2 separate regions of the Homo sapiens genome follow, and region 1 is linked to region 2. The links are chromatin loops, found by intact Hi-C in ENCODE. Cell type or tissue: A673. All regions are shown on one strand. Each heading gives the region's core, and the rest is flanking DNA. Links, peaks and the distances in the headings are about the cores only.

What was found. Hi-C counts contacts between places; a loop is a spot of excess contacts. Peaks named below come from ENCODE experiments on the same cell type or tissue, not always from the same donor. Only the 100,000 strongest peaks of a DNase experiment are listed, where the experiment ranks them.
Region 1: it touches region 2 in a loop (2.2-fold over the local background); 3 of 110 quality-filtered maps call a loop at or near these places.

What each region holds. Positions count from the first base shown.
Region 1 is chr15:48,279,289-48,295,232 of GRCh38, reverse strand. It overlaps SLC12A1 (solute carrier family 12 member 1), which reads right to left. Exons shown (of 27, transcript NM_000338.3): 21 at 9,984-10,127; 22 at 7,059-7,190; 23 at 6,717-6,828; 24 at 3,369-3,455. Among named protein-coding and RNA genes, the nearest start is that of DUT, 44 kb to the left of the region's middle. In A673, for the core only: a CTCF peak has its summit at 9,293 (motif pointing right); a DNase peak (open chromatin) is centred at 9,302.
Region 2 is chr15:48,017,628-48,033,571 of GRCh38, reverse strand. The region is part of intron 2 of LOC124900354 (a long non-coding RNA gene); the gene reads right to left. Among named protein-coding and RNA genes, the nearest start is that of SLC24A5, 95 kb to the left of the region's middle. RefSeq lists an enhancer at 1-778. In A673, for the core only: no CTCF peak of the experiment used is centred there; no DNase peak of the experiment used is centred there; H3K27me3 peaks cover 538 bases.

The sequences.
Region 1 (15,944 bases), core at 4,488-12,487, 260 kb before region 2:
ATTTGGCTACAAGAAGTGGGTGAGGCCAGGTGTGGTGGCTCATGCCTGTAATTCCAGCACTTTGGGAAGCCAAGGTGGCAGGATCAATTAAGCCCAGGGGTTTGAGACCAGTCAGGGCAACATAGTGAGACTTTTCTTTACAAAAAAAAAAAAAAAAGCTGGGTATAGGGGCTCATGCCTGTAGACCCAGCTACTCAAGAGGCTGAGGCAGGAGGATCTCTTGAGCCCAGGAGTTAGAGGCTGCAATGAGCTATGATTGTACCACCTGCAACCTAGCCTAGACGACAGAGTGAGACCCTGTCTTAAAAATAAATAAATAAATAAATAAATAAAATAAAAAGAAGTGGGTGGATAATTCATGCCCAGCATTAAGCTAGGGCTTATAGGAAATCCTAAGTCAGTAGAAGACACAGTGACTACCCACTAGACAACAGAAAATGGCCCTATCTTGCAGAGCACTGGCCAGCTATGCCCTATTGCTAAGTGGCATGTACTAAGGAATTGTTGGACTTGCTGTTGTGAAAGATGATGTATTTCTACCAATTAGAGCCATATGATGAGCTTGTTTGATTATATCACTGCAAATGCCAAAATGCAATGACATAGAGAATGGAAGTTCTTGAATAAAAAGTGGAAGGCTACCAGAGATTATTGTATGACAACCCAGTTCATATCAGAATGTTAATTCCATTTATCAATGAAAATTATATGTTCTTAATTTTTCTTATGTATTTACAACTGTAGAAATATAAAAATGTAAGGCAGTAGAGTATGATGTAAAGAAATATCACAAAGTAATAATCAGTTTAACACTGTCGATTATAGCTTTCTGATCACAGTTAATGTATTTTTCTTTTCTTCTTCTTCTTTTTTTTTTTTTTTTTTGAGATGTAGTCTTGCTCTGTCGCCCAGGCTGAGGTGCAGTGGTGCGATCTCGGCTCACTGCAACCTCTGTCTCCCAGGTCCAAGCGATTCTCCTGCCTCAGCCTCCAGAGTAGTTGGGACTACAGGCACCCACCACCATACCCGGCTATTTTTGAATTTTTAGTAGAGACGGGGTTTCACCGTGTTGGTCAGGCTGATCTCAAACTCCTCACTTCAGCTGATCTGCTGCCTCAGCCTCCCAAAGTGCTGGGATTACAGGCGTGAGTCACAGTGCTTGGCTCCTTTTTCTTTTTTTCTTTTTTTTTTTTTGAGATAGGGTCTCACTCTGTCACCCAGGCTGCAGTGCAGTGGGGTGATCATGGCTCACTGCAGCCTTGACTTTCCAGGTTCACATGATCTCACCTGCCTCAGCCTCCTGAGTATCTAGGACTACAGGCATACACCACGAAGCCTGGCAAATTTTTGCTATTTTTGGGGGTCTTGCTATGTTGCCTAGGCTGCTCTGGAACTCCTGGGCTCAAGTGATCCTCCCGTCTTGGCCTCTCAAAGTGCTGAGGTTACAGGCGTGAGCCACAGCGCCTTGCAGTTAAGGTGTTTTGTAAAGCCATTTTAACTGACCCATCTCCTTGGAAGGATCATGAATAACCTCAAAGAATATGAAATTCAAGTTTGTTTGATCAGTAGGAATGCATCTTAAATTGGAATAATTTTCAGTTAGTTATTAAGCTCATATAGAATAGCAATAAATCAAAGGAAGGAAAGAGGCAAGAAGCCTGGAAAACTGTGGAATTATAATCCATCAAGAAGTACAAAAGGAAGAAGAAATGATGGTCAACAGAAAAGGGAAGAGATCTGACAGAACCGTGATAATCTAAGCCATTCCAGGACCTTCACATCCCTCTGTATGATTCCTCTTGGAGGCCCCACTCCACATGAAATCAAATGTATTAAATTACATCTGAATGCAACAGAAAATATGATTTTAGACTATAAATAATTGAAGACATTTTATAATTGTTAAATGATAACTCTAAATATTTAATTTAATTTATAATTGGCCATGGTTTTTAAACAATCTTCTTGCACCCTTGCAAACTACTGTGAAGATCTAACCTACAACTGTTTTCAAATATCAGTGTTGCCAGGTGTGATGGCTTATGCCTGTAATCCCAGCACTTTGGGAGGATAAGGCGGGCAGATGGCTTAAGCTCAGGGGCTTGAGACCAGCCTGGGCAACATGGCGAAAGCCTGTCTCTACCAAAAAATTAGCCAGGTGTGGTGGCATGTGCTTGTGGTCCCAGCTATCTAGGAGGCTGAGATGGGAGAATGACCTGAGCCCAGGAGGCAGAGGTTGTTGTGAGCTGAGATTGCACTGCTACACTCCAGCCTGGGTGACAGAGTGAGACCCTGTCTCAAAAAAAACCCCACAAAACCCCCAAAAATATCATTGTTATAAGCTGAATGCTTGTGTCCCCCCACCCAAATTCATGTGTCGAAGCCCTAACTTCCAGGTGATAGTATTTGGAGGTGAAGCCTCTGGGTGGTAATTAGGTTTAGATGATTTCATGAGGGTAGGTTCCCTATTTTAGGATTAGTGCCCTTATAGGAAGAGAAAGAGACAGCAGAATTCTTTCCACCATGTGAGGACATAGCAAGGAGGCGGCCATCTACATACCAGGAAGAGGGCCCTCAAAGGGAACTGAGTAATTTAGCACCTTGAACTGGGACTTCCCAGAACTTCGCCAGAACTGTGAGAAATAAATGTCTGTTGTTTAATCCACCCAGTCCATCGCATTTTGGTATAGCAGCCTGAGCTAACTAAGACACTAATGGAGTTGATAAATATAACAATTAATGAGGATTAAAATAATGTCACATTTTGAAGATATTTAAATGATTACTTTTATTTTGTCATTTTCTTTTTTTTTTATTTTGGAGCCAATACATTTCTTTTCCAGGCTTCAAATAGTTTTAGACGTCCCCCCAAAATTCATAGGCCTTCCCTGTTGGGCCTTTAGTGCCTAAAAGCTAAAGTGGCCCTTTAGAGTTGGTATTGTCAGTGTGCCAAGAAGATACAAGCTATTTCCATATATTCTCCATCAGAGCTCCCCATCCAGGCTGCCCCACGAGTAACTCTGAATAACAAAACTTGCCCTGATGGCTCCATTCAGAATAGTATGACCTTGCACTTCGTGCTGCTCTTGCCACCATAGAAAACAAGAACAGGAAGGGCAATTCTAAAATACTAACTAATCTGTTTCAACAATTCTCCCTCTCAGGCTTGTCTTCACTGTAAAAGCTTTCCTTCCCTTTAGAATGTACTTGTTAGTTCCATGTCATGCTTATTTGAAGGCTCTTCTTATTAGATCCTATCAAGAAGTCGCTGCAGTAAATACATAACATTTTTACTGTTTGATAATCAACACAAAAGAGAATGAGAGAGTACCATGGGTAATCAATGTCTCTTGTTAAATATTTCATACCTCTCTTTGTTTGGCCTAATGTTGATGTCACCGATGATATGGATGTCTGCAAATTTTATCCTAAATTTGCTCAGAAGGGAAGCCATTCTGAAAATATAAAAGGAAAATACTTCATCATTGCATATTTAACTATTTTCAATCAAAGAGTTTTTTGTTTGAGTTAAGATATCAAAAGCAATCACGTCTTATTTCAGCTTAGCTTTCAGACAGAGGCTTTTTGGTTGGTGTTTGATTTTCATTACAGTACTTGATGAACGCATTAAGTGTGGACCAAGCTATTTCACTGAAGGCATAAAGAAACCCCTGTAGGTGCAGACACTGGCAACAGCCAATCCAACTCTGCATTTATGTCACAGGGAACAGAATGCAAATCTGTCCACATTTCTTATTATTTGAAAGACAGCAAGTCTTAATACTTATGGACTATTATATTGGTGATAATTTTTATAGAGTTACTGACAAGCTACTGACAAACAGTTATCATACAATATATCATAAGATGATAAATTATATGATTATATATACAAACATATATCTAAATTATATAATATATAAACATATTATAACATTATAAACCATCATATATATTATAAAACCTCACATATATATATATATATGGTTTTTTCCTGGCAACTGATAATTCTGATATAATTTCAAAGTTACAGAAAAGTTTTTAAGATAATACAAAGAACTCCCAAATTCACCAGTTGTTTATATTTTGTCCCGTTTGATTTACCATTTTCTTTGTTTCTCTCTCTTTATATTTATCTATCTATTTACTTCTATCTCTATCTACCTATCTACTCTAATCTTTTAAAGTCAGTTGCAGATATTAGGCACCTTTACCCCTAAATTTTTCAGTGAGCAGTTCGTAAGAACAAGGACAATCTCTTATATAAAGAGAGCACAATTTTTGAAATTGGAAAATTTAACATTGGTGCCATACTACCATCTAAGCCACAAAACATTTTCAAATTATACTAATTGTCCCAATAAAATATTGGCAGCTTTAAGAAATATAAAATATTATAGACATTATGTTAGTTTCCATGTTAATATGATCCTCTTTAAGTATAATTAAATCTATATAATATTAGCATACAAATATCATATTGCTTTGATTGAAAAGACATATATGCATATATGCATATATGCATAATATATATGCAGTCATACACCACATAAAAACATTCTGATCAATGACAGACTGCATATACGATGGTGGTCCCATAAGATTATAATGGAACTGAAAAATTCCTATCACCTAGTGATGTCGTAGCTGTTGTAACGGCATAGCACAATACATTATTCACACATTTGTGATGATGCTGGTGTAAACAAACCAACTGCACTGCCAGTCATATAAAAATATAGCACATACAATTGCGTACAGTACATAATACTTGATAACATAATAAATGACTGTTACTGGTTATGTGTTTACATACTATACCTTTTATTATTATTTTAGAGTGTACTCCTTCTACTTATTAAAAAAAGTGAACTGTGAAACAGCTTCAGGCAGGTCCTTTAGGAGGTATTCCAGAGGAAGCTTTGTTTTCACAGGAGATGACAGCTCCATGCCTGTTATTGCCCTGGAAGACCTTCCAGTGGGATACAGGATGTGGAGGTGGCAGACAGTGATATTGATGATCCTGACCCTGGATAGACCTACACTAATGTGTGTGTTTATGTTTCAGTTTTTAACAAAAATATTTAAAAAGAAAAAAAGAAAACAGTTTAAAAAGTAGAAAAATGCTTATAGAATAAGGATATAAAGAAAACACTTTTGCATAGCTGTACAATACGTTTTAAGCTCAGTGTTATTACAAAAGGGTCAAAAGCTTAGAAATTATGAAGTAAAAATGTTTACGGTAAGCTAAGGTTAATTTATTATTGAAGAAAAAAATATTTTTTATTCCCAGGTCCAGCTTTGAAGAAAAGTATTTTTGTATAAATTTTGTGTAGCCCAAGTATACAGTGTTGATAAAATCTACAGTAGTGTAGTCGTGTCCTGGGGCCTCACATTCACTCACCACTCACTGACTCACCCAGAGCAACTGCCAGTCCTGCAAGTTCCACTCATGGTAAGTGCCCAATACAAGTGGACCATTTTTTACCTTTTATGCTGTATTTTTACTGTACCATTTCTGTGTTTTGATATACAAATATTTACCATTGTGTCACATTTGCCTATAGTATTCAGTTCAGATTTGTAGCCTAGGAGCAACAGCATATACCATATAACCTAGGTGTGTAGTAGGCTATACCATCTAGGTTTGTGTAAGTACACTCTATGATGTTTGCACAATAGGAAATTGCCTGATACATTTCTCAGAATGTAACAATGTAGCAGTGTATAACTGTGTGTGTGTATATACATTGTTATACATTGTTATACATTATACATTATACAGTTATACATAGTTATACATTATATATATATATATATATATATATATATATATATGTCACATTCACAGCATAATACATCCTAAGAGGGAAGAGAAAATGTTAAAAATTACTGAATAAAGCCTGTCATTATTTTGTGACTTCTGGAAGTGCTGGTTCCAGGAAGGGCTCAGAGCTTAGTCCCTCAGTGCCCTGAGGGACTAAGAGCTGCTGAAGGTGGTTTTCTGGATTTCCATCAGAGACCTCTAGATGTGTCATGTTCTCAGCATGCTTATTATTCTCACAACTGGCATCAACTCTCAATGGCTAAATTAATGAGAAAGATACAGACTTACACTGTGGGATTTTTTTTTTTTAATTAAGAGTTCTCTACAGTCATCCCTTTAAACTCTTTCAAACTACAAAGGAGAAACTGGGGACCCAGATGCGTTTGGAGACTGTTGCAAAGTCCTGCAGCTCCTTGATGGCAGAGCTGGGGCTAGAACCCAGGTGCAGTCTCTCCATTTAGTTCTCTTTTACATATGCTGTTCTAAGAGTGACTGCCATGAATTAGGAGTTTTGAATTCCCACAGAAAAAGCAACTGGACCCAGATTTCCTTCAGGCTCTTCTTTTCTTGGATGCCTTTACTGGTCAGAACAAAATAAGCATTATATGAGATAACGAAGCTCCCACTCAAGACTTGAGATGAGGCTTCTGTGGCACCTTCCTTTTGGAAAGCATTTGTGACAGAGGATAAGAGGACTTGCTTGAAGACAGCGATCAGGAAAAATATGCGAATAATTTACTGACCAGATAACCAAGTAAACACGAGGCCTATCCTGGTGGCTTTGTCTTTGAGTCTATTGTGTCTCAGAGACACTTAAAGTTATTAAAATTAAAGCATTAAAGCAACAAACCTCTGAAATGACCTAACATGTGAGTGGCAAACTACTTACACAATTTTTTCTTCTTCAATGCGGTTGATCTTCCCTCCCACATAGATTCTTAATTTACAGTCTTTCCATTTTTTTCTGAGAGTTAAGATATAGGGGATAAGAAGTGTTAACCCTGGAATAAAGAATAAATTATGACACAATGAGTATATCTAAATGGAAGGAAATGAATAGCTTTATATCTTTATTCATTACCACATTGATAGCTCTTAATTAAGTTATAGTCTTTGGAGAACACAGAAATGTTATTCTTTAACCAGTATTGTTCCCATATACCTTCTCATGCAGTTTAAGTTTATCAAAATTGAAATTCTTGTCCCTAGTGTATTTTCTGAAAGTTTTTACCTCCATCATCAAACAACCACCAAACATCAATTGTGCCTTTTTCTTGTTTCTTTTTAAATTGAGTGCTGGCTTCCACCAGTTTCTGGTTGAACTCTCCCACATGCATCGACTGGCTTGTGTTAATGCTGCCATCTGAAACGAAAGAGGAATTGATGCATCTGTTTGCTTTTGAGGGCAGAAACAAAATAACTTTCCAATCAATCTAGTGATGAAAATAGAGAAAAGGTCACAGATTCATGTTTATTATACCTAAAATAAATAGCGGTATTCTTCAAAAGGCAGAGATAAAAGTCCAATCCCAGAATAATTGAGAACACCTTCAATAGTTAAATAAAATATTGACAGTCAATAAGTAAAACAGCTTTATAATAATAGTTTTTATTAAAAGACAATGGATTTTTTCAGACCTTTAGTAATCTGTCTCAGAGTGGAGTTATTATTTAGGCATGCAACAATGCTACTAGCCAGAATATCCACATTTCCCAAAATCTCAGATATAAATCACCTTAATGATATTAATATTTTTGTATTTACTTAACATGTGGTAAGTGGTTTTCTAGAAATAAGCTATAGAATCAGAAATATCCGTTCATTAGGGAATTGATTCATGAAGCACTATTTTGGTTTAAGTTCCATTCAGGTCTGGTTTATAAAATTTGCCAGGGACTGTGTGCATCTTGAACTCTATGACTATTTAGTCTCTTAGTTGGCCTGGCTTACTCTTCTGCTTTCTTTTCAAGGAATCTTGCGAAGCTAAAGTAAAGCCATTTGAGCTATTTGAATCTTTGTGAATTAGATGAAAAAAAAAAAACCTTAGAAAATATGGAAATACAAAACATCTTTACTTGAGTTATAATTAAGGGTGTATATAAAATAGTTACAATTTTTTTAAATGTGATTTCTACCCTAACATGGATACAGTGAAAGTGTACCAGGGAACTCGGCCAGTGTTGGAACTGGACCTGTTCCTGTTTGCCAAGAGGGGTTTATTTGCCACAGCGTACGTAGCATTTCTCATATCTGTGTCTTTGAAAGTCATGACTTTATTGCTGTGTTTCAAAGTGGTGGTGTCAGCCTGGTGCTTAGAGGAGGGCTGACAGCCTCTTCAGAGCTTCCTCTCTGATCTAAGAGGTTCTGAAGATGCTTTGTTTTATCTTTTGTTGTTTCCATGTTTAGAGTCTGTCAGTTCTGAAGCAATGATCTGATATTGTTTTTACATCCCTGGGACCGCTGAGGGAGAAAAATTTATTTACAAAATGGACCAAGCTCTGCCCTCACTTACAGACAAGTCAAAGCAGCCAGAGGCCTCCTGTTCACACTCAGGTACCTGGAGGCAGGATTGGTTCTCGTCTAGAACTCAAAAGAGTTGACAAGCAATGGAAGCCCAGAGTAGTGAATGGGCCCACTTTAGAGCTGTGTTTAAACTTCTAGGTATTAAAACAGTATATAACATTATTACTTTTCTTTTCTGAACAATTTGACATGTTGACTTTTGGAAGAGTATATTTTTGCCAAAACAAGTATTGTGACGCAGAAATAAGCTTCCAGAATAAATAACAAGTCCCGCTGTCATAATAAGGACATTAATGCTTCCCTCTCTCTAGTTGGAGCACATTATTGGGCTATGACTTTGGAATTTCCCATTATTTTCCAGACTGTACCACTTAATAGAGCAGATTTAATGGATTGTTAACTTTTTTCACAGTTAAACCAAATAATTAGAAAGAAAAGAAGATAATAGTTAGCATCCAGAACAGTCTTATTTAAATATTTTCACCCTAAAAGTCCTGATGTAGCTTCAAGTTGAATTCAAACACATCATTTATGTCATTTTAAGGTGGACTGTAAGGAGTAGGCCACGGCCCATGGGGTATCCCAGGAGCTCGACAGTAGCCAGAGTATTTGAAGTGGGGCAATATCTGGATTTCCCATCATTCTCTGTGGATATATAAAACTATTATATTACAGGTGAAATTTCGTCCTTGGGCTATAGTAGGAAAGCAAACAGACAAACGATTTACAGGGTAGGAGATGGCCTTGTCGAAGGGCCTCTTTAAAGGGTTGGCGCCGGTCAACCTAGACCAGAAGCTTGCTAAGTCTCCACTTGGATCCTGCTGTTTGACTTGGAGACCCTCCCAGAGAAACCATCTTTTCCTGGCCTCACACCAGTGTATGACTTCAGTAACTACAGGACATTCGTGCATAAACAAATGCCTGGTAACATTCTGATTTTTGACCAGCAGAGGTCACTGTGGACCTCATTAAACTCAAACCCATAGCGTTTCGGGAAGTAATTTTCAAAAAACCAAACGTTTGAATCATCTGTTTATAAAATGTGTAACAAGCTCTCCCAACCTCTGATCCTTTGTCCCAGGACTGCATACCATAAGTCCACATATAAGTGTAGCATTTAGATGAAATCTACAGGTAGTGAGTACCAATAAAGTTCTAAGTCGTGCATTCTGGTTTGTGATAAAGATGCTTTTGTTGAAATCAGCGTTCCAGCTGGATACCGTATTTGCATGTACTAGTCGTATTTCAGTTCCCTGAAATGTCTGAAAGGTAAGGGTGTCTGTGGATAAGACAGTTTGGGTATTGGCTCTTAAATTTCTATCCCCTTTCCATCTTAACTGAGAAACTTCTGTTTTATGGCATGCAATCTGCTTAAGCACTATTTGACTTCCAAACCAAATATTACATTTAAAAAATAATTTTTGACAGTAAGATGGTACAAAGTACTTAATGAGGTTGATAAATGACAATAGCTGCTACCGTTTATCCATACTACCTTCTGGAGAGAAACCTTTCAGTTCCTACCCACACTCAATGCTCCCAACATCTTAGATGCTGACTTCGGACTCTTCATAGATGCTCAAATAGTGACTCATCTTGTAAACTTTTTTGCAAATTTTAAAAAGTTCTTACCTTTTTTAGGCGTTGTCTTAGTAATGTTCAACTTGCCAGCTTTTTTAAACAAGCCTCGGATGCCTCCACTTTCCTCTTCACACTCATTATCTTTGATAGTCGCTTCCAATGCTAGTCTCTCCTGTTCTAATCTCTCTAATTCCTCTGATGAAAGAAGACAAAATCACCTACTTAACTCAGAACTACAAAGTTTCTAGAAACAATCTTATAAACTTTTAATATTTAAAATGGTATGTATGTGATAAAATAATTGTTTATACATAGTAATTTTTTCTAAATGATTTTTATATATTATCTTCTAATACAAGTAATATATTTTGGTTGGGTGAGGTAGCTCATGCCTGTAATCTCAGCACTTTGGGAAGCCAAGATGGGTGTATCGTTTGAGCCCAGGAGTTTGAAACCAGACTTGGCAACATGGTGAAACTCCATCTCTATGAACGATACAAAAATCAGCTGGGTGTGGTGTGTAGTGCCAGCTACTTGGGAGGCCGAGGTGAGAGGATCACCTGAGCCTGGGAGGTAGAGGCTGCAGTGAGCCATGATCATGCCACTGCACTGCAGCCTGGGCAATAGAGTGAGATCGTGTCTCCAAAAGAAAAGAGAAAAAGTAATGTATCTTAGTAAATTGTATTCAGAAAGTTGTCACAACTAGCTTAGAAAAACAGCTCTATGTGTTAAGTTATGATACATGAAGTTACAGCATTTTTATTTGTGAGGGCAAGAGAGGCTATTTAATGCCACCCTTATTCACTACCATGCAAAAACAAACAAACAGAAAATCTTTCACACTGTAAGCCACTGATTTACTGACCTAAGCTAGTGGGTCAGATGTTTTACAACTGGAAGTGACAAAATTACAGAAGTACACTGAGTATATATCAGCCACACAACAATGCTTCATGAATTGAAACATAAAACTAGACAGCAAGAATTAAGAAAAGATAACAAAATCTTACAATAAACTCTATAGGCTCTGGATACAAATTACAATGGAAAATATCCACCACCAATTCCTTTCAATAAGCAAAATAACTTTGTGGAGTGGGTGACCAAAGTCAAAGAAATAAAAGCTGAGGTTTCTGGGTGCCTGTCAGAGTTCAAATTGCTAAAAGGGGTCTTGTGACATGTTTTAGTCTGGAACAGGAGTCAAGCAGTGCAAAATTTCCTGCCCAAGGTTGAGACACACTATCCAAGCTTTGATGTTGTATCTGGCTGCCTTTTATCTTTTTTGGATTCCGATTGTGACGAAAATTTCCTAGCTGCTATGTAATGTGCTGGATCTCTCTTTGACCTCACCCTGCACTGAATCAGGGTAAATAAGACTTTCAAAGCAGTCATATGACAGTGCTACACTTAGGAGGCTTCTTGCTTCTTGCTTATACTGGGTGAGGTGGCACTCTTGTCAGATGCCCTCATCTTATTGCCTGCTGAGAACAGAGCCTTAGAAAATGAGCAATGCTCAGAGGAAGAGGATAGAAAACCTAGATTCAGTGTTACAAAACACTGGGAGAGCTTCTGTAAATGTCAACCCTTGGAGCCCATTGCGTTATCTATCTGTGAAGCGAAGCTATACAAACTCTAGATTTATCAATTATGTACTAACTAAATCTGTCAGGACAGTCACATCCCTAGACGATGCTGCTATTCAGCTACACAGAATTGTCTGGCCCCTTTCCAGGTCTTAGCAATTAATCTTTTGCGAGTGGCATGAGATTTAAGGTCAAATCACCCATGTGATTTCCCCAAAGCTTCAAAGGTTCTCAAGATCAGCAGCTATAGAAAATCTGAGAAATTAGACTGATGGTATTAAAGCTGAGACAGAAGTTGCTTACCCCTGACTTTTGAAAGGAGAAGACAAGCTGCATTGCACTGGGGGGTCACAACCAATTACAGCTCTGCTGCTGGCTTTATGTGACATTAGGCAAGTAATTTACTTTTTCTATGCCTCGGATTTCCCGTCTGTGAAATGGAAAACTGTAACCCTTTCCTTTTCCCACCCCCCAAGCTTTGCAAAAAGAATAAACAAAGTTTCTGCATAGTGTTTTGGAGGTCCTTAAAAAACAGAGCAAGAATGGCATTCTATAGGCAGTATATTTATGCAACTTTTGGAAATGGGCCTAGTCATGCAAAACAAATTGAGTATTTTGAGATGCCTGGGAGTTATTTTAGCAATTGCTATTTATTGCACACTCTTTGGGTGCCAGGGACTGTGTTGCATTTTATTCCTTTCTAAACAACTCTGAGATAGTTACTACTATTATCATCTTCATTTTGTAGATGAAGAAACTAATAGGTTAAGTGAGTTGCCTGATATCACCCAGCAAGTTACAGGGTTCATATGCAAAGAGATCTGCATATGCTTCCCACCATGAAGACCTTCCTCCTGTGGCTTATTATTATTACTATTTCAGAGTTGTTTTATTACCTTCCTATGCTTTATCATCAGATAAACCTAAACACTCTCAGGCATATGGTGTAATGGGCTAAGTTAATCCCCCAAAATGATGGCCCATCCAACATGTCATTTTAAAAGGAGGACCCTAAAGATACGGTTCTATATGGAAGGCTGCACTAGAGCAGCAGCACTGGTACCCAGACTTTGTTGTCACTGTCCTGGATGACGGCATCCTAGCTGTTATTTTGTCTTCTGGGGTATTGCAGGGGCCACTTATGGGGTAACCTGCTCTTTGCAGTCCTCTGATGTGGCAACTGTAAGGGCTGCCCTGGGAGGGGATTCTTCTCTTTTCTTTTTTTTTGGGCAGGCTCCAGTGCGCCCTATGATTAGCCACTGGTTGCCATGCTCTTTGTCCTCTAGTTTGGACAAAGAGGGAAAGAAAGATAAATCCTCTTTTGTAATGGAGTCAGCGGGCTGAGTGAACTGGGAGCGATTCCAACAATTGCTTGAAGGTATGTGCACAGCCCATCCAGAACAGAGCAAGCTGCAAAATTGCAGGCCTGAGAGACAAAATCAAATTTTGCTCGAATGCTTTAGATGTAGCAGTTTCCTCAAAGATGATAGAGACAGAAGATTACAGAGAGTATTTATTCTAAAGGCTAAAATCAGCTTGCTTTGCCATCTTGGATTTTCAGATCCATACCATGGTGTGATTCCCATTTGCATAGTGATTTTCGCAAGTTCTTATTCAAGTTAATTCTTAATTATTCACTTGGTAGGTGATCTAAGGCCTCCTTCTGTGCACTCCTTCCTTTTCGCATTTCAACACTAAACAGAAGTGATGTTTTGATTATCTGTTCTTCTGAATGATCTATCTGGTGTACTGCTTGCCTCTGTTTGCATGCAGGGAAATTAAGAGTAGACTTTGTCTAAACATTTTTGTCAACAGAAATACTGGCCAGATGACTTGCAAAGGCATACCATTAGCCACAAGGGGAGCCAGCCAAGAGAGTATGAACGAATGGATATAAGTTGATTTCCACTAGCCTGACAATAAAAATTACTTTTTCTATCATCACCACCATCACGACTACATTTTTAATTTTCAGAAATTACAAAGCCCTTTCTACATAGTATCTCATTTGATACGAATACTGGGATGCATGCAGAGCTGGTATTATTCTCCCCATTTTACCAAAAAGGAAACTTGGGCTCAGAAAGTTCAAGTGATTTGTCCAAGGTAGCACAGCTAGTGACCCAAGTCTTCTGCTCCCAATTCTAGTGTTTATCCCTCTTCTCTCTTCTCCTTCAGTGATATGCCTTGATCGCAATAGCTGCCTGTTGAAGGAACACCCAGTCTGCATGTTTTCAAAAACCATCCCCAAATTTCTCAATCAGAATCAATCTCCTCTGTATTTCCGTAATACCTTGCTTAAACCTTTATTCCACTAACTACTATAACTGTGTGACTTGGATGTCTATCTTATTCACAATGGACTCCAGACTCCTGGAGGGCAGAACTTACGCCATTTTTCATCACCAACATTTATTGAGAGTTTACTGTATGCCAAGTACAATGCCAAACACTTTGCAGCCATCAAATTCTTTAATCCAAAACAACAAATCTGTGACGTAGGTACTATAATTATTCCCATTGGAAAATGCAAAAAGTGAAACACAGAGAGGATGGGTAACTTGACCAACATCACACAGACAAAAGATGTCAAATTTGGGATCCAAACCCAGGTCTGTCTATTCCAAACGCTATGCTTGGACCTCATGTTATCCCTCCCATGTTCTTCATGCTGCCACCCCTCCCGTTTATTACCTGGACCCATGTTTGCACCAACAGGCACTCAAGAATTGTATGTTGAAATAAATTAAAGAACAGATCAATGCTGTTCAATTCAGTTCAATAGTTTTGAAAGTACTGTCTTTATAAAAGAAGAAAAACAAGTGCAGAGTTGTGAAGAATGGGGGTGTGAGAAGTGTGTGTGTGTGTATGTGTGTGTGTGGTAAGTACAAAAGACAATGTTTGAAAGAAGTGCAGTTAATACCGTATACAAAGTTATATAAAAAAGGGGCAGATAGAGGACAGAAGGTGGGACCAGTGAGATAAGAGCCTGGGAAATGGAAGCATGAGAGGCAAGTGGGGAAGGAGAGGGGACTTTTCCCTGGAAAAGACCACCACCTGGAAATCCTTTAATGGTACCTACTGGGAACTTGAATACATTAGATAATTCTGTAGTATGTCATAGTTTATAAGGCCACATTGCTACTGAGAGATAGAGATAGAGATAGATAGATAGAGATCGAGATATGGAAATAGGGATATAGAGAGCATGCCTGCCCTTCTCTCTTTTCAAGATGTTTATAACCTCAACCTGAAGTTATGACGGTGGAAGAAAAAGCTTAGACCTGTAGGTTCTCTCAGTTGAGGGCAGGTTTCTAATCAATTTTGTCATCCACATCCCAAACAGTTTTCACAGTAATAACTAAGAGTGACTCTTGAGCCATACTGTCATGTAAATGCCAAAAGTACTTTGAATAGTAGTTACTGTATTTTCAAGTGCTTTATAAATCGATTATATGGTACCCAGTTGGAGTGATTATTTTTTGAAACTCAATTTACTTGTCAAGATTGCTTCAAATGTTATGTCCCCAGTCTTTTTTTTTTTTTTTTTAAGATATCTTTTAGAAATAGGCAGAGGCCCTACAAATTACAATCTGCTTTGAATCTTAAGGATAGAGAGTCGTTAATTATCTGACACCAGAAGGGAGAGCAGGGAAACCCACTGGGGAATGGAATCCCTTCCCATTTTACAGCATCCTTTTTCTTTATTAATTTTAAGTTGTAATTCTTTCCTTGGTCAATCAACTCAAAGCTGTAAATGCTCATATGAATCAATGTGCTGTACCCCAGGTGAAGTCTAGTTGAATTGAAGGCAGGAAGCAATCCTGCAGTGGTTGCCTTCTAATCAAGTAATTATTTACTACACTGCCATCTGTCTTTATTTTGCTAAGCCACTTGATCAGACACAGCAGTATCCCCGTGCTCTGAGATGTTCACAAATCATGCTGTACTTACATGGAATACTTGACCACAATATATGGCAAATCATGTTCCATCACTTTATTTCTTACCAGTACAATTTTGACTCCTTGTTGTAGTTGGAAAACTTGCTAAATTCCTCTGGGAAGTGAGCAGTATGAAATATCATGGCTTTTTTTGTGTGTGTTGTCAGGCAATAATTTATTAAGAGAAACTATCAGTCATCAGTATTGGATGAGTTGCTACAGTATACAAGTTACAATGTTATGAGCATCGATCTTATTTATATTAAAAGTTATTCTCACATAAGCCTGTGATACAATATAAAAATAATTGTCGTTAGCTGGTAAATTATCTATAAAGCTGATTTCTATTCACTGCTTTATTAACTACAGTATATGGGCACTCTGAATTGCTAATATTTCCTTTAAATTATAATCTGTGATGACACTGTGGTGCCTGTGTTGGAAAAGCTATGATGACAATCATTAACATAGTATAATGCAATACT
Region 2 (15,944 bases), core at 4,519-12,518:
CTCTTGGTGTTGTACATTCTATGGGTTTGGACAAATGTATAATGACATGTGTCTACCATTATAGTATCATAGAGAGTAGTTTCATTGCCCTACAACTCCTCTGTGCTCTGTCTATTTTTCCTTCCTTACCCCAGCCCCTAGCAACTACTGATCATTTTACTGTCTCCATAGTTTTGCCCTTTCCAGAAGGTCATAAAGTTGGAATCATAGAGTATGTAGCCATTTCAGACTGACTTCTTTCGCTTAGTAATATGCATTTAAGTTTCCTCATAGCTTAATAGCTCATTTCTCTTTTAGAGGTGAACAATATTCCATTGTATGCATGTACCACAGTTTATTTATCCGCTCATCTACTGATGGACATTTTGGTTGCTTCCAAGTTTGGGCAATTGTGAATAAAGCTGCTATATACATCCCTGTGCGGGTTTTGTTTAGACATGTTTCAATTTATTTGGGTAAATGCCAAGGAAGGCCATTGCTAGATCATACAGTAAGGGTAGGTTTAGTTTTGCAAGAAATTGCCAAACTGTCTTCCAAAGTGGCTGTACCATTTTGTAGTCTCATCAGCAATTAATGAGAGTTTTTGTTATTCCACATCCTTGCCAGCATGATGTTGTCAGTGTTCTAGACTTTGGCCATTCTAGTAGTTATGTAGTGGTATCTCGTTTAATCTGCATTTTCCTAATAACATTATGTGGAACATCTTTTCATGTGCTTATTTGCTATCTTATACCTTCGTTGGTGAAATATCTATTTTTAATAGAGTTGTTTGTTTTCTTTTTGTTGAGTTTTAAGAGTTCTTTGTATATTTTGATTGACAATCCTTTATCATACGTGTCTTTTGCAAACATTTTCTCCCAGGTTATGGCTTGTCCTCTCATTCTCTTGACAGTATCTTTTGTAGAGAAGAAGTTTTTAGTTTTAATGAAGTTCAGCCTTTCAGTTATTTCTTCCATGGATTGTGTCTTCGGTGTTGTATCTAAAGAGTTATCACTGAACAGAGGTCATCTATTATATTCTCTCCTACATTATTTTCTAGGAGTTTATCATTTTGTGTTTTACACTTAGGTCTATGGTCCATTCATAGATAATTTTTATGAAAGGTGTAAGGTCTGTTACTAGATCATTTTGGTTTTTGCCTGTGAATCCCCACATCTGTCTTTTGGTATGAATATTTTATCATTGAAAATAATAAATTTAGAGGTCTATAAAGGCTCTTTATTGTTTTATTTTACAATGCGGACCGTTACTGCTTATCAGGTCCCACTGATAACCACAGTACTTTCAAAAAAGGTTGTCTATAAAAATCTGAGTGGGGACAGAGTTTCTCTGCTTTTTCTCCCCACCTACCACTTTTGACATACTAGATTAAATTTCAGCCCCGGGCCAATCTGTCAAAGAAACAGGAAATGTCTCTTGCTATGACATATTTGCCAGCGGCTGAGGTTTGAAACCAGGTGGGTATTAGTTCTTACACAGAAGCAATTTCTCCCGATCAGAGAAGCTGATCAGCTCAGCCAAAACCTTTACTGTATGGATGTGTCTTGATATGAAAAACATATTCTGATAAATGTTTAACAATTTGCACAATTTTCGAGAAACTTAAAGAAATAGGAAAGATGAGAGTTTGGGGAGGGTGAGGACTAGGGAAGAAAAATCAAATCTAAATATAGTTGTGCTTTCATCAATATTCAAACTGTATGTGGATGATTTTAATATGGTTATCAACACACTAAATAGGCTGTATGTGACTGGAGACAGAGTGATAAGGGAGGGGGTTAGTGTATTTCTCACAGTCATAGCACACTGTGCTTCTAACAGCTGTCTGACTACTGGAGAGTCCTGGCTCAATTTCTCATCTCCTGTAAAAGATAAGGAGTTGCTTACAGGTGCTCTGAGACATCACCCTGAGCCAGCGATGGGGGAAGGGAACCCACCTCTCTCTCCCTCCTTCATGCTCTCTTGCCTTTGCTATTCCACTGAAAGAAAAATCAATATCTAACCCAGAGAACAAATCAAACAGCTCCAGATAGGCAGCATTTCCCTGGTGCCCATCTAAAGAAGATATCTTCTGCAGGCCCTGGCAAAGAACTGTAATGACTGCAGCCAGCCTGTGGATTTCTATGCAGAAGGGAATATTTTTGCAATAGAGTCTACACTATGTACCTCCCCCTCCCACTTCCCCTCACTCCTTCTTTCTTGAACCAGAATCCCTTCCCCGTGCATCCCCTTAGAACTCATTGCAAATGAGCCTGGAGATCTGGCCCAGAGCAGAGGAGGTGTCCATGTTTTTAAAGCGAACTTTCCTTCCTTCCTGTTTACCATGTTCCTTCGTGGATGAATGGTGAATCTGGCCACCGGTACCTGGGATGGGCTGCTCAGGTTCATCGGGAGGTGATGTATTTTGCTTTGAGGCTTAAAGCACTCACTTATTTCTAACAGAAGCTAAAAAGCTGTCTGAGCGAGAAAGTAGTGTGGAATTTAGCAGGAACTACCGCTTGCAATACCACCAAGAAGGCTGCCAGCTGCCCAGGACAAGTGTTGTTCTCTTTTCTGCATTAATCAATGATTCCCTTTCTGTTTTCCAAGTATTTGAAGAAATTACTTTGTGTTCTATATATTGATTTATATCTGTTCCCACATGTATACATACAATTCAAACTTAACTGGGAAAAGAAGCTTCATGGCTTTTCCCAGCAGTCAACGAAATGATCACCTTACAAGATTTGGAATGAACGTTTAAGCACTTTTCTCCTTAGGACTAATACTCGTAATCATAATCATAGTAGTTATAGTAATAATCACCACCACTACATGTTAAATGTGTTCTATATCTAGGCACAGTGTACAGTGTTCTATATCCTTTTTCTTCTTTCATTCTTACATAAATTCTTATTAGGAGATCATATTCCTGCTGGTATCAGAAACTACAAACAAAACACAAAGTCTTTAAATTCACTATTTGCCTTTTTTTGAGTTTTGTCTTATTTTTTAGGCTTTTGCTTTTATAGAACATGTTATTTGAGACTTTTGGAACATGATGTAAGGTCTATAATAATGAAATCCAACTGAAGATTAGTTGCCTATTTTAAAAGGGCACATGTAGGTTATATTGTAAAGGTTAATATTAACAAGAAGAAGAAAAAGAAAAGGCACTTAACATTCACATGGCACTGGACACTGTTTCAACCATATGGCATTTGTTACCTCAACTCAACCCTTTTGATGGGTATTACTATGTCCCTTTGTAGATGAGGAAACTGAGGTTCAGAGAGAGTAGATAACTTGCCTAAGACCCTCAGCTGGTAAGTGGTGGAACTGAAGTCAGAACAGACTGGCCTAACCCTAAAGCGTGGAGCAGGTGTAAACCCATTATGGAATAGCTGCGCTCAGGCATAGGGAAGGGCTATTAGAATTAGGGAGGGAGGGAGGGTGAGGATGCATCAGGAGCAACATTGGCTGGACTTTTTGGGGCTGAGGCCTCTTCTGTCCTTAGGTAGTAATTACCTCCATGACATTGCATTTATAATGCAGGGGACGCTCTCTGCTGCAGGCAGGAAGAGTTGAAACACTAAGCCTGGTTGGAGGCCAACATTTGAGGATCTGTTGTACACATTTATAGAGTTGCTTGCTTAGTTTCTGCTTTTTCTGGAAATTGTCTCTCCACTGTGGTGACTCCCATGGCAACTGTATTATATGATGTGGCCTTGATCCACTGACCGCAGCTGATTATTCCAGGGCTAGCCCCCAAGCCAAGCTGGGCCAGTCTGGTTTTCTTTCCAGAAAATTTGGAATTGAAATTCAGCAGGAGCTCTGGGTGGCCTGAGAAGCTGAGAAAGCTGACCTGCAGCAGGAGACAGCAGTGCTGAAAGCATAGAGATGAAAGACTCAGAGGAACAAGTTCTGGTCTATCCCAGAGGCCCCACTGCATCCCTGCCCTGGGGTGCTGTGATACCATATATTAAAAATTACATGTAAGCCAGGCGTGGTGACTCACGCCTGTAATCCCAGCACTTTGGGAGGTCAAGGCGGGTGGATCATCTGAGGTCGGGAGTTCGAGACCAGCCTGACCGATACGGAGAAACCCCTTCTCTACTAAAAATACAAACTTAGCTGGGCGTGGTGGCACATGCCTGTAATCCCAGCTACTAGGGAGACTGAGGCAGGAGAATCGGTTGAACTCGGGAGGTGGAGGTTGTGGTTGGCTGAGATCATGCCATTGCACTCCAGTCTGGGCAACAAAAGCGAAATTCTGTCTCAAAAAAAAAAATTACATGTAATATGGTAAACTTCAATTTTTGTTTAAATCGATTCAGTGGGTTTTTGTTATTGGCAGACAAAGGGGCCCCTAATTCTAGAGTATGTACAGCCCAGTCCTAGGTTAGAGGACAGCCCTGAAGAGGTTGGCGATGAGATCATGGTGTCATATTGATGGCTGTGGTAAAGAGGAGACCAAAGAGAACTGCTGCATTCCCAGAGTCTCCTAAAATCCTGAAAATCTGAGGATGCAGTGCAGAGTTATTTACAGTCTAGTGATGGGATCCCCAGTGGATGAGGGAAGAAAGCTCACCCATTGCTCCTTCCCCAGTGACAGCCAGAGCAGAACGGAAAGGGGTGCCAATGGGCAGGAGGCCAAGAAGAGCAGGGTGGCAGCTGATCCTCCCAGGAGCCCACAGTGGAAGCAGCCAGGGAGATTTTGGGCACCAGGAGCGGGAAAGCATGGCTACTGTGGCCTTGTGCAAATCTATGGGAAACCTGCAGGAGGGCATTTGGTGGGATTTGAGGTTCTGTGATTCATGGGAGAGTATGTGGGGGGTGTACTGTGTTGTCACTATTGTTAGGATGCTACAGACACCCCAGGGCTGATGTGGCATGAAGCAATGCACCTTACACAAGCTGAGAAGAGCAGAAAATGAATCTGGATTCAAATGGAGGATAATTAGCAAAGCCCATTTATCAAACTCAAATTGAAAAAGACTGTGTTTGAATGTAAAACATCTTCTTTCTGCTCGTAGCTTTTCTCTACCTAGGACCGAGACAGGAGACCACAGAAACAGACACATCCCTGTCTTCTCCAAATGTCCCTCCACACTTTTTCCAGGCCTGCTCACCCTAGACAGTCTGTGACTCAGGCCGTGGCTACCTGCTTCCTCATAGGAGCTGACACAAAGCCTGCTGGTTTGCCTTATTGAAAATTCTCTCTGCTCTTTCACTTTTTCTGGCGAATAATAGGAGGTCATCTGGTTCGTGACCATCATCTCTTCCCGGCTTCATGAATGCTTCTTGATACTTTGAAATCAACAAAGATTCAGAGTGACTGTGTCTCTATGGATGATAAGGCACCATAGTTAAAGTATGAATTCTAACTCTATAATGCAAATAAAGGAAAAATCCAGGAACTGAATCAGATGGAACTCTTCTTATCAGATCTCACTGCATTTTACTATGTTAGCTTTTCTTTCCTTTTAAAAAGTATTATCTTTGCAAGAAGTGACTGAGGAATGTTATGCTACACTGAAAGGGAAAAATCTAGTGTCTTAGATATTTTTCTAAATAAATATTTATGTCCCTTCTTATTCTTTTTCCTTGGAAGCTCCTTGGTCTTTCTCATGAAAAGTACCATGATACATGGGCAGAGTATCTTCTACTTCTGTGGTTTGAGTTCATCTTGGTGATGATATGCTTTTGGTTGTGTTCATGAGAAATTTGTTTATAAGTCATTGCACATGTTTTATACCTGAATAAAAAAGAAATATGCATAGATGTCATTGTGCTTGATTGAATCCTTACGCATGACGATCTGAGAGCGCTTATGCAGGGCGTTATGAACAATTAATGATTTACTCATCTCTGAGTTCGAGCAATGTGGCATATATTAGCTGAGGCTGATGAAAGGCATCACATAAGTGCAAAACATTATTAGTTTTTAGGAAGGGATGATAAGATTTGAAGCATAACCCAGCCCTGGTGAAATACTCATTCTCTAGTAAGCTGCTTGCAGTTCGAATTGAGGTAGCAGAGAGGTTTTGGTCTCCACTCACGTTAATCTTTTAAGCAGAAATGAAGCCTAAAAACTCATAGATCTCTGATTGGAGGGGTGCCTGAGACATATACCTTAGACATCGTAAGAATCACATTGGGGACCAAATCTGAGATGTGTCTGCCAGCCTCTCGGGTGACCTTCCACCCAGGGGCTGAGGCAAGGCGGTGGAAGCTGGGCTGTGTTTGGCTCCCGGAAGCACCTCATCAGGAAAAGACGAGACAGGCATCTCTGAATGATGGGCTGTTAGAGGTTTAAAATATTTGCCTTGGGTGACCTTCGGGAAAAACACCATCCTCTCTGGCTTAATGTGAATTAAATTTTTCAATTACTCCAGAGGAAGGCAGGCAGTGGCTCCAAGCATGCTTATTTGTGGAAAGTAAAATGAAATTAAACACTTCAGCAGAAGAAATCTTAGCAGCTCACTGATTCCAGGGCATCGCCCCTTGCTGCTCAACGGCAGTGAAAATTTGATTTGAGGGTAACGGATATTTTAAATGGAGTGTCCTGAATCCATCTAAACATGTTTTTATTCTGAGAGAATAACTATACTAATTTGTATATCCTGTGAAAGAAATGAAGCATTTTAATATTTTCTTCCCCTTAAAGAAGAGTGCTGCAGATCTCTTGAGTAATGGAAGGAGAATTCATTGTAGGAATGTGAGGTGCTCCTGTTGGGTGTCACATACTGGTATGTAGAGGATCCCGTCTGTTCATGGGATGCTCAGATTAAAAATGGGGATCCTGGGAATGGGAGAAACTCTCATTAGTTTCATAACCTGCGTGGTCCTGTTCTTCTTTTTGCAAGAAGACAAGAGAAAAAGTGTGTGTGTATGTTTCATCGGGTTGTAGATATTGATCATGTATCAGAAAGACCATGATACTATGGTGTATTTAAAGTCTGGAACCAAGGGTTGTGGAATGATCATATCATCTTCCTTGGGGATATCTAGGAATATGCCAAATCTCTATGAGCTTGGGGTGGTTTGGACTTCATTGTTCCTGGTTGGAATGGAGGAATGTTCAGTGTGTGTGGAGAAGGCATGGCTTTGGTACTTCCGAGTATTCCTCTTCATAGCCTTTGTTTAGAGGTTTAATGAAGAAGCAAAATAAAAAAGGATGCGAGAAGGCAGGCAAAAAGAAAAGATATTCTATGATACTTTGATTTGTAAAGTGTTCTGTGATTGAGACTATAAACAACAGTTTCCATTTCTGATATATTCAGGTGTGTAAGCTTGATCCGTTACCACATAAGATCGCAAATGGGAACAGTCTCACCGGCTGCTTGAGGACATGCAAGAGTGGAAGTGGGAAGAGAAAGGAAAGTCCTCCATGTCAGGAAGTCTTGGAAACAGTCCTTTATGCCACTTAGGTTGTTAAATAACTTTGTGAAATTCCTTATCTTAAAATGGTTTTTGAACTAGAAATCAGAATGAAGGAAGTTTTCTTTGTATTATAATACTAAATGCATGTTTTAGGCTGGAGCAGTAATGCTAATGAAATTTACCATTTCTTGATTCCCTGCTATGGCCCAGACACTCACCTGAGAACTTTGATTCTCACAATAATCCTCTGAGATAGGTTTCTAAGTATTTCTATCTTACAATTAAAAAATTTAAGCTCAGAGAAGTAAAGTGCTTACTTTTTTAGAGTTATGCACACATCTTGGTCAGCTGTCAGCCTAGCTCTTTATTAGCCCACTAATAAAGGATATAGTTGTTCCAAACTAATAAGACTTAGAATGTAATCATGTTACTTCTGATGTGTTTTAAGATTAGAACTAGGTTACAAGGAAGCAGAAAGGATGAAGGAAAGAAAAGGAGGAGGAGGAGAAGGAAAGGAAGCAGAGAAAAGGACAAAAAATGAGGGGAAGAAGTAAAAATGGCAATAATGTCATATTTGCGGCATACTTAACAAATTGTTTATTGTTCATTTGAAGTTCAAATTTAACTGGGTGTCCTATATTTTATCTGGCAATCCCAAGTATGTTCCAGGCAAAAGGCTAAACATTTTCCATATATAATCTTATGTAAGATTTACAAAATAGCAAGCAGCAACTATTGTCCCCTGTTTTTTAGATGAGGATACTGAGACTCAAAGTGGTGAAGAGACTTATCCAATGTCATAAGCTGGGAGCTAGGGTATGACCCAAGCAGAACCTGTACACTGGAGCCCAGGATTACTGACAAAGGACACACCTTCTCTAGCCCCTCCTGGTGGAGTAAGTTAAAAATCTTGTATATATAAATATTCTGAATATAGAAATGAAACCTTTGTGGTAAATCTCATAAAAATGGGTCCTGAAGATAGAAAATTGCATTCAAACCTCAGTCATCTCCATTAATTACAAGAAAAAGTGTGAAAAGGGAAAAGCATGAATCGAATTGTGACATATTGCTAGGTGTTGCATGTTAAGGGAGACACTAAATAAAACAGAATGTATCTGGAGTTGTCTGATCAGGCTACTGGTAGTGGTGGGAAGAGGGTGAACTGGAAGTGTTTAACTTGGAAATAAACAACTGAGAAGAAGAAACACAATAGCTACCTGAATTATGGGAAGAGCTGTCAGTTCTAATTTCTAGTGGCTAGCCGTCTATTACTCCAAAAAATAAAACTAGACCAAGAAGTGAAAGTTTGGTAGAGGTACATTTCTACTTAACAACACAAAGGACCATTTTCTAGAAACCAAAATCGTCTAATGGTAGAACCCTGGAAATAATTGGACCTTATACTACAGGCCTTCAAGTTGAACCTGGATGACAGACCATCTGAGATGTTGTAGGGAAGATTTCTGAATTGAGTGAACAGCTCAGCCAGACAGCCGTATGGGTGTGCACACACACATACACAACTGTATATATATTTAACCCTTTCCCATTTAGAAGAAAAGAGTGCAGCTTGCTGCCAGTGCTCATGTAATTTTACACAAACTTGCTCTTTGAGGCTGAAGCAAATCTGATTTTCAATGCGAAAATAACATATAAAAACTGTTCTTGGAGTTATTTCTAAACAAAACTAGCACCAGAATTGTCTGAATCATCAGAATCATCTATTTTGGAAAAAATCAGACTCATCAAATGAATCTTTGGCCAATAACTGTTCGAGAACGATATTAACATGCTTAGGAATGGTACGTTTTCTAGGATTTGACATTTTTGGCACTCGAGAATTACTATATTTTGTAAATGGAAGTACCACTACTAAAACCAGAATGCTATAAATGGAATGATGTCATTTGTTTCCAAAGTCAATGAACGATGTGAAAATAACATTAAAAGTGAGATATTTCATGGCAAAATTATCTCAGGGTAAACGCTGCAGCCGCAAGCGCCAGCGAGTATTCTTGGGGCAAACGGGAGAAGGGTTAAGACATTATATTTGACAACAAATGAAACTTGGAAAGCTAAAGTGTCTCTCAACTTTAGTCATTTGGAGTCCATCCTTGGTGCCATTTTATGTCTTGGCATCCTGTCCTCTCTTTCCTAGATTATTATCTAAACCTTCTAATGAATCTTCCTGTTTCCAAACTCCCTTCTCCGTAATCATTTGTTCAGAGAACCTCCACATATTATTTTCTAAATTCAAGCATATTAATTGTATTCTCTTGCTAAAAAGCCCTCAGAGCTTCAATTATCTATGAGAAATGCATTTCAAGTGCCTGAGCATGGCCGACCAGGCCTGCCTCCAGTTGTGGCTCCTGCTATCGCCCTCTCGACTCCCCGTGTGTCTGCGGCTTCAGCTCCCCGAGGAGTCTTGCTGCTCTCTCTCTCTTCCCTCACCCACATTGTCTCTCCTTGTGAACTCCTCTCTATCCCTCAAAACCTAGTTCACATTTCGTCTTCTTTGAAACACCTTTTCTGATGTTCCTGGATAGAATTCACCACTCCTTTTTGTAGGTGTCTACCTTGCATACACTCTTCTTGCTGTATAGTTACTTCTGTTAACTTTGCTGTGTAGTTACTTCTATGTCACCTGACAGGCTCTAGGCCTCAAAAAGGCAGGAACTGGGTTTTAGGCATCCGTTCATCCACATCAAGAGCACAGTGCCTTACGCAAAGGAGGCACTCATAAATACAGAAGCTATTACCAAAGAGAAACCTCTGGGGGACTACAAAAATCCATGTCCATCCTAACATTTATGAGGCCTGGGACTAGAGTACAAATGGAGGCTCATATAACATATGCCTGCATATTTAAAAATTATAAATCAAGCTAACAAATTACTTTATAAAATAGGTTCTATCTTCCTACCAGGCCAAACATATCCTCACTGTGGCAATACCAAATATATGTAAAGCTTTGTGGGTTTTAAAACTTCTTTTTAAGGTCTGAAAGTCTGCGAAATACCAAAGATGACTGAATTTAATTATTAATGTCCATGTCTGAGGATTATTTTGGTGAATTGGTGACATTTGCATGAGAATAAAATGAAGACATACATAATACATAAATTACCATATATTTATTCCATAAAATTTATTCTCTTAACTTTAGCAAAAATCATCAATTATGTGATTTTCACATAATTTGGGTCCTATTTATAGTGATCATCTAAAGGATTAATAATCTAATTGCATTCCAAATAGACAAAATCTGAATGTATTTTCATATAAAGGATAAATAAACATCAAGGTGAAAATTGTAAATGAGAATTCTTTTCATGTAAGTGTTATTGTAAGAGTCAAAAAGTTGTAAAAAAATTAAAAGTTGACAAATTCATAATAGCAAAGACTTGGAACCAACCCAGATGCCCATCAGTGTTAGACTGGATAAAGAAAATGTGGCACATATGCACCATGGAATACTATGCAGCCATAAAAAAGAATGAGTTCATGTCTTTTGCAGAGACATGGGTGAAGCTGGAAACCACCATTCTCAGCAAACTAGCACAGGAACAGAAAACCAAACACTGCACTTTCTCACTCCTAAATGGGAGTTGAACAATGAGAACATATGGGCACAGGGAGGGGAACATCACACACCAGGGCCTGTCAGGGGGTGGGAGGCTAGGGGAAGGATAGCATTAGGAGAAATACCTAATGTAGATGATGGATTGATGGGTGCAGCAAACCACCATGGCACATGTATACCTATGTAACAAACCTGCACGTTCTGCACATGTATCAGAGAACTTAAGGTATAATAATTAAAAAAAGAATAGATGAAGAATAAGGAGATAGTAACTCATTTGCAGGAAAAAAAAGTTACAGTAAATTAAGGTTAACTTATTATTGAAGAAAGAAAAGGTTTTTAAAAAACAATTTTAGTGTAGCCTATGTGTACAGTATTTGTAGAGTCTACAGTGGTGCACGGTAATGTCCTAGGCCTTCACATTCACTCACCCCTAGAGCAACTGCTAGTTCTGCAAACTGTGTTCATCATAAGTGCCTATTCAGGCATACCACTTTTATATTTTATACCATATTGTTACTGTACCATTTCCATGTTTAGCTATGTTTAGATACACAAATACCATTGTGTTAAAATTGCCTACAGTATTCAATACAGTAACATGCAGTTCAGGTTTGTAGCCTAGGAGCAATAGACTTTACCATATATCCTAGGTGTATAGTAGGCTATACCATCTAGGTTTGTGTAAGTACACTCTACGATGTTTGTACAATGACCGAATTGCCTAAGGATGCTTTTCTCAGAACATATTCCTGTCATTAAGTGATGCATGACTGCATGTGCTTAGTATTTTCTTTATCGACCTCATTCTTTTGCTTATGAGGATATCATTTGAATCACTATCACGGTTATTTTTAACAGTGACTAAATTTTATTCATGAGTTTGATGAACCAATCAATTTAATAAGACATCTCAAAGTAAAATTTAATAAGAATATGTCTTTTGCCAAAAAATTTTATCACCTACATTTTATGGTTTGCTCCATTAAAGGCTCCTGAAGCGCTGCAGAGATGAGGCCTGGGTTTGCACCTGGCCAGTGTGAATACACAGCATTTACTCTGAGCAGGCACTTTGGTATGCTGGAACAATCACGTGCCTTGTGATGGATGATACATGCTCACTCCACTCTGCTGCCTTGCTGTGAAAGCTCTGTTTCTGCAGCCCTAGGAAATGTCATTATTCCACAGATCCAGGTTCTCAAATTATGGGGCAGTACTTACTTATAGTCATCTGCCAGATATACTGTGGGCTTTAAATTGGGTTTAATATTTGATCAAATGAAGACACCAACTTAAAATAAATTATTATAGAACTCTTGAGTCTTCTGATGATATCATACACAGGTCCCAAACTGAGAATTGAGAGTTCTAGAGGCAGCTTTAAAAGGATTTGTTGTAAAACATTATTTATCCCTAAAACTCAATATATGCCAACAATTTTATTGAGATATAATTTATATACCATACAATTCACCTACTTAAAGTAAAGTATGCAATTCAATGGTGGTTGTTATATTAACAGAATTGTGCAACTATCTCTATAATCTAATTTTGGAACATTTTTATCACCCCAGAAGAAACCCTGTACCCATTAGCTGTCATTCCCTATTTCCCTGCCCCTGCAGCCCTTTTAGTCCAAAAAACTCATCTACTTTCTGTCTTTATAGATTTGCCTATTTTGGATATTTCATATAATAGAATCATATAATATATGAACTTTTGTGTCTGACTTCTTTCACTTACATAATATTTTCAAGATTCATCCACATAGTAGCATGTGTCTACTTCTCTTTATGACTGAATAATATCCAATTGTATGGATATCCCACATTTTATTTATCCATTTACTTGTTGATGAATGTTTAAGTTGTTTCCACTTTGGGCTATTATGAATAATACTGCTATGAACATTCATGTACATTTTTTTTGTAGATGTATGTTTTCATTTCTCCTGGGTACTGTATTAGTCCGTTTTCAAACTGCTATAAAGATACTACCCGAGACTGGGCAATTTATAAACAAAAGAGGTTTAATTGACTCACAGTTCCGCATGGCTGGGGAGGCCTCAGGAAACTTACAATCATGGCAGAAGGCAAAGAGGAAGCAAGCACCTTCTTCACAAGGCAGCGTGAGTGAGAGAAAGAGTGCAGGGGAAATCGCCACTTATCAAACAACCAGATCTCATGAGAACTCCCTCACCATCACGAGAAGAGCATGGGGGAAACGGCCTCCATGATCTAATCACCTCCCACCAGGTCCCTCCCTTGACATATGGGGATTACAATTTGAGACGAGATTAGTGTGGGAACAGAAAGCCAAACCATATCATGTACATACGTTGGTGTGGAACTGCTTGGTCATATGGAAACCTTGTTTAACATTTTGAGGGATTGACAAGCTGTTTTCTACAGCAGCTGCATCATTTTATTTTCCCAGCAGAAATGTATGAGGGTTTCAGTTTTTCCACATCCTAATCAACACTTCTTATGGTGTGCTTTTTTTTTCCCCCTAGAGACAGGGCCTTACTATGTTGCCCAGGCTAGGCTGGAGTGCAGTGGTGCAATTGTAGCTCACTGCAGCCTCAAATTCCTGGGCTCAAGCAATCTTCCTTTCTCAGCCTCCTGAGTAGCTGGAACTACAGGTGCATGCCACAGCACCTGGCTAATTTTTAACTTTTATGTAGACATGAGGTCTCCCTTTGTTGCCCAGGCTTGTCTTGAAACCCTGGCTTCAAGTAATCCTCCTGCCTCAACCTCCCAAAGTGTTGGGATTATAGGCATGAGCTACTACACCCAGCCGGGTATGTTTTTCTTGACTACAGCCATCCTAGTGGGTATAAAGTAATATCTCATTGTGGTTTTGATTTGCATTTCCCTAATGACTAATGATATTAAGCATCTTTTTATCTACTTATTGGCGATTTATATATATTGTCTTTGGAGAAGTGTTTATTCAGATCCTTTGTCCATTTTAAAATTTGGTTATTAATCCTCAATGTATTTTTAAATGGGCGTTCTATGAACATGAGAAAATGAGATAGCAATGTGCTGTGGTTTCTAAGAGCTCATGCTCTGTGATCTACTAGCTATGCGTAGATAACGTATTAACATGTCTGAATTTTAGCTTCCTCAGCTACGAAGTGCTATTATCATCTCCTAGAGCTGTGGTGAGAATTAACTAAAATAACATGGATGAAGCTCTTGCGCGGCACCTGGCACATGGTAAGCACTCCACACACAGTAATTGTCATGACCTCTACAGCTCTTCCTGGCAGTGAATCCCAAATGATTTTGTCCTTTTTATTAGTTTATTGTCTCCACAAATAGACTGTACGTATTCTAAGGGTAGGGATGGTACTCTTATACTCTTCTTAAAATTCCCATATTACTTTTGACAGTCTGAGCAGGTAGTGAATTGGGGAAAGTTTCATGGAGCCAGTTGCAGGAGAACAGGGTTATAAAGATCAGGAAGATGAGAAGACCATTTGGGGTAGAGAGTAAAGACACAGAAATAGAAAGCAGTGAGTTCAACTCCAGAGAAACATGAAAGGAAATGGAGTAGATAAGGCTAGAAAAGGTGGAACTGGGGGTGGTCAGCCTTTGCTAGAATCACATTCCTGCACTGGAGCCATAACCTCAGTCCAGTGCACAAGGTCAAAGATATGGTGGTGCTCTCGACTCAGGTATATGGGCTGGGATGCCAGGCAGTAAGGAAGGAAGGTGGGCATGTTGCAGTCTGTAGCCCTACAGAGCCTATTCTGCTTCTTGATGAGCCTGCTGCCTAATTGAATGCCAGAACCAAGCATTTGCAGGAGATTGGTGAAAGGTCTTCATGGACTGTCCTGTATGAGTTACAAGCAGGAAAAGTACAAGTTGAAAGAAGATGTTTGGGACTGATCTCCCACAGTCCTCAAAGAAGTCTGGGGATGCAGCTTCTTCTTTGTGGTCTCCAGACACAGTCGTCACTCATTCAGGTTTCGTAGACCCATGAAAAAGAACAAAGACAAATTTCCGTTGTTGTTGTCTTTGTTGTTTTAAGTATCAGAATATTGTTGCTTTTCTGCCTGTTTAGTTAGGCCACAGCTTCCATGCCCCATGACTAGGTGAGTTTACTTGCATGGCTTCATTTTCTCTTTGTCAGAGGATGCTGTGACCTTTGTCCTTCCAAGCCAAAATTCGGAGCAGTTGCCTTGCCCATCGAGGTTATTCAGAAAGTCAGCGGGGACACTGGGAACAGATTCATATGTTCTGTAAGCCTGTGCTTTTTTCAAAAGACAAACTGACCTCTCTTATATTATCAAGAATTAGTAGGCACTAATTTATAGTCATTTTACTTCCTATCAAATGACTATTGGAAGTAATAAAAGGCCTGGACTAAGGCCATCCAGAAACTCCTAAATTGGAAATATCTGTGGCCTATTGTCTTCGGACTTTTAAATCCCACTTAGCAGCTGATGACTGCTCCCTTGCCTGGTGTCGGATGCAACCAAATCTTTCTATGCTTCCTGAGCATTGAGGGAAAATGTGGTTTTCTAAAAAGTAACTGAGACTGTTGCTGTGTTCAGTAAGCTGCCAGGGCTTGTATGAACATGCCAGGCCAAGCTGGGAGAGATTTTCTGAGCCTTCCAACCTCTACTCTTTCCCCTTCCCATGGAGGTTCATTTCTCAGGGCACAGCGTGTCCTCTGAAAAGTTTACATAGCTGATGGCAGCAAGCGGTGTTCTCCCAGCAGTGAGGGCTCCTCCCTCACTCCTACAGGCTGGCTCACCTTGCTCAGAGAGTCCTTGGGCCTTGGGGACAAGGGCAAGAAAGCATGTATGAGGAAGAACATGCTGGAGGAAAATTATAATCAGCCTAGAGGCAATTACTTTAGCTGATGCCATCGCTAGCAACACCTTAGGTACAACTCTCAAAACACACAAAGGGCTTGAGAAAGATTGATAACGTTTGCACCTTTTACTCACTATTTCTGTTTTCACATGTTTCCCATGCTT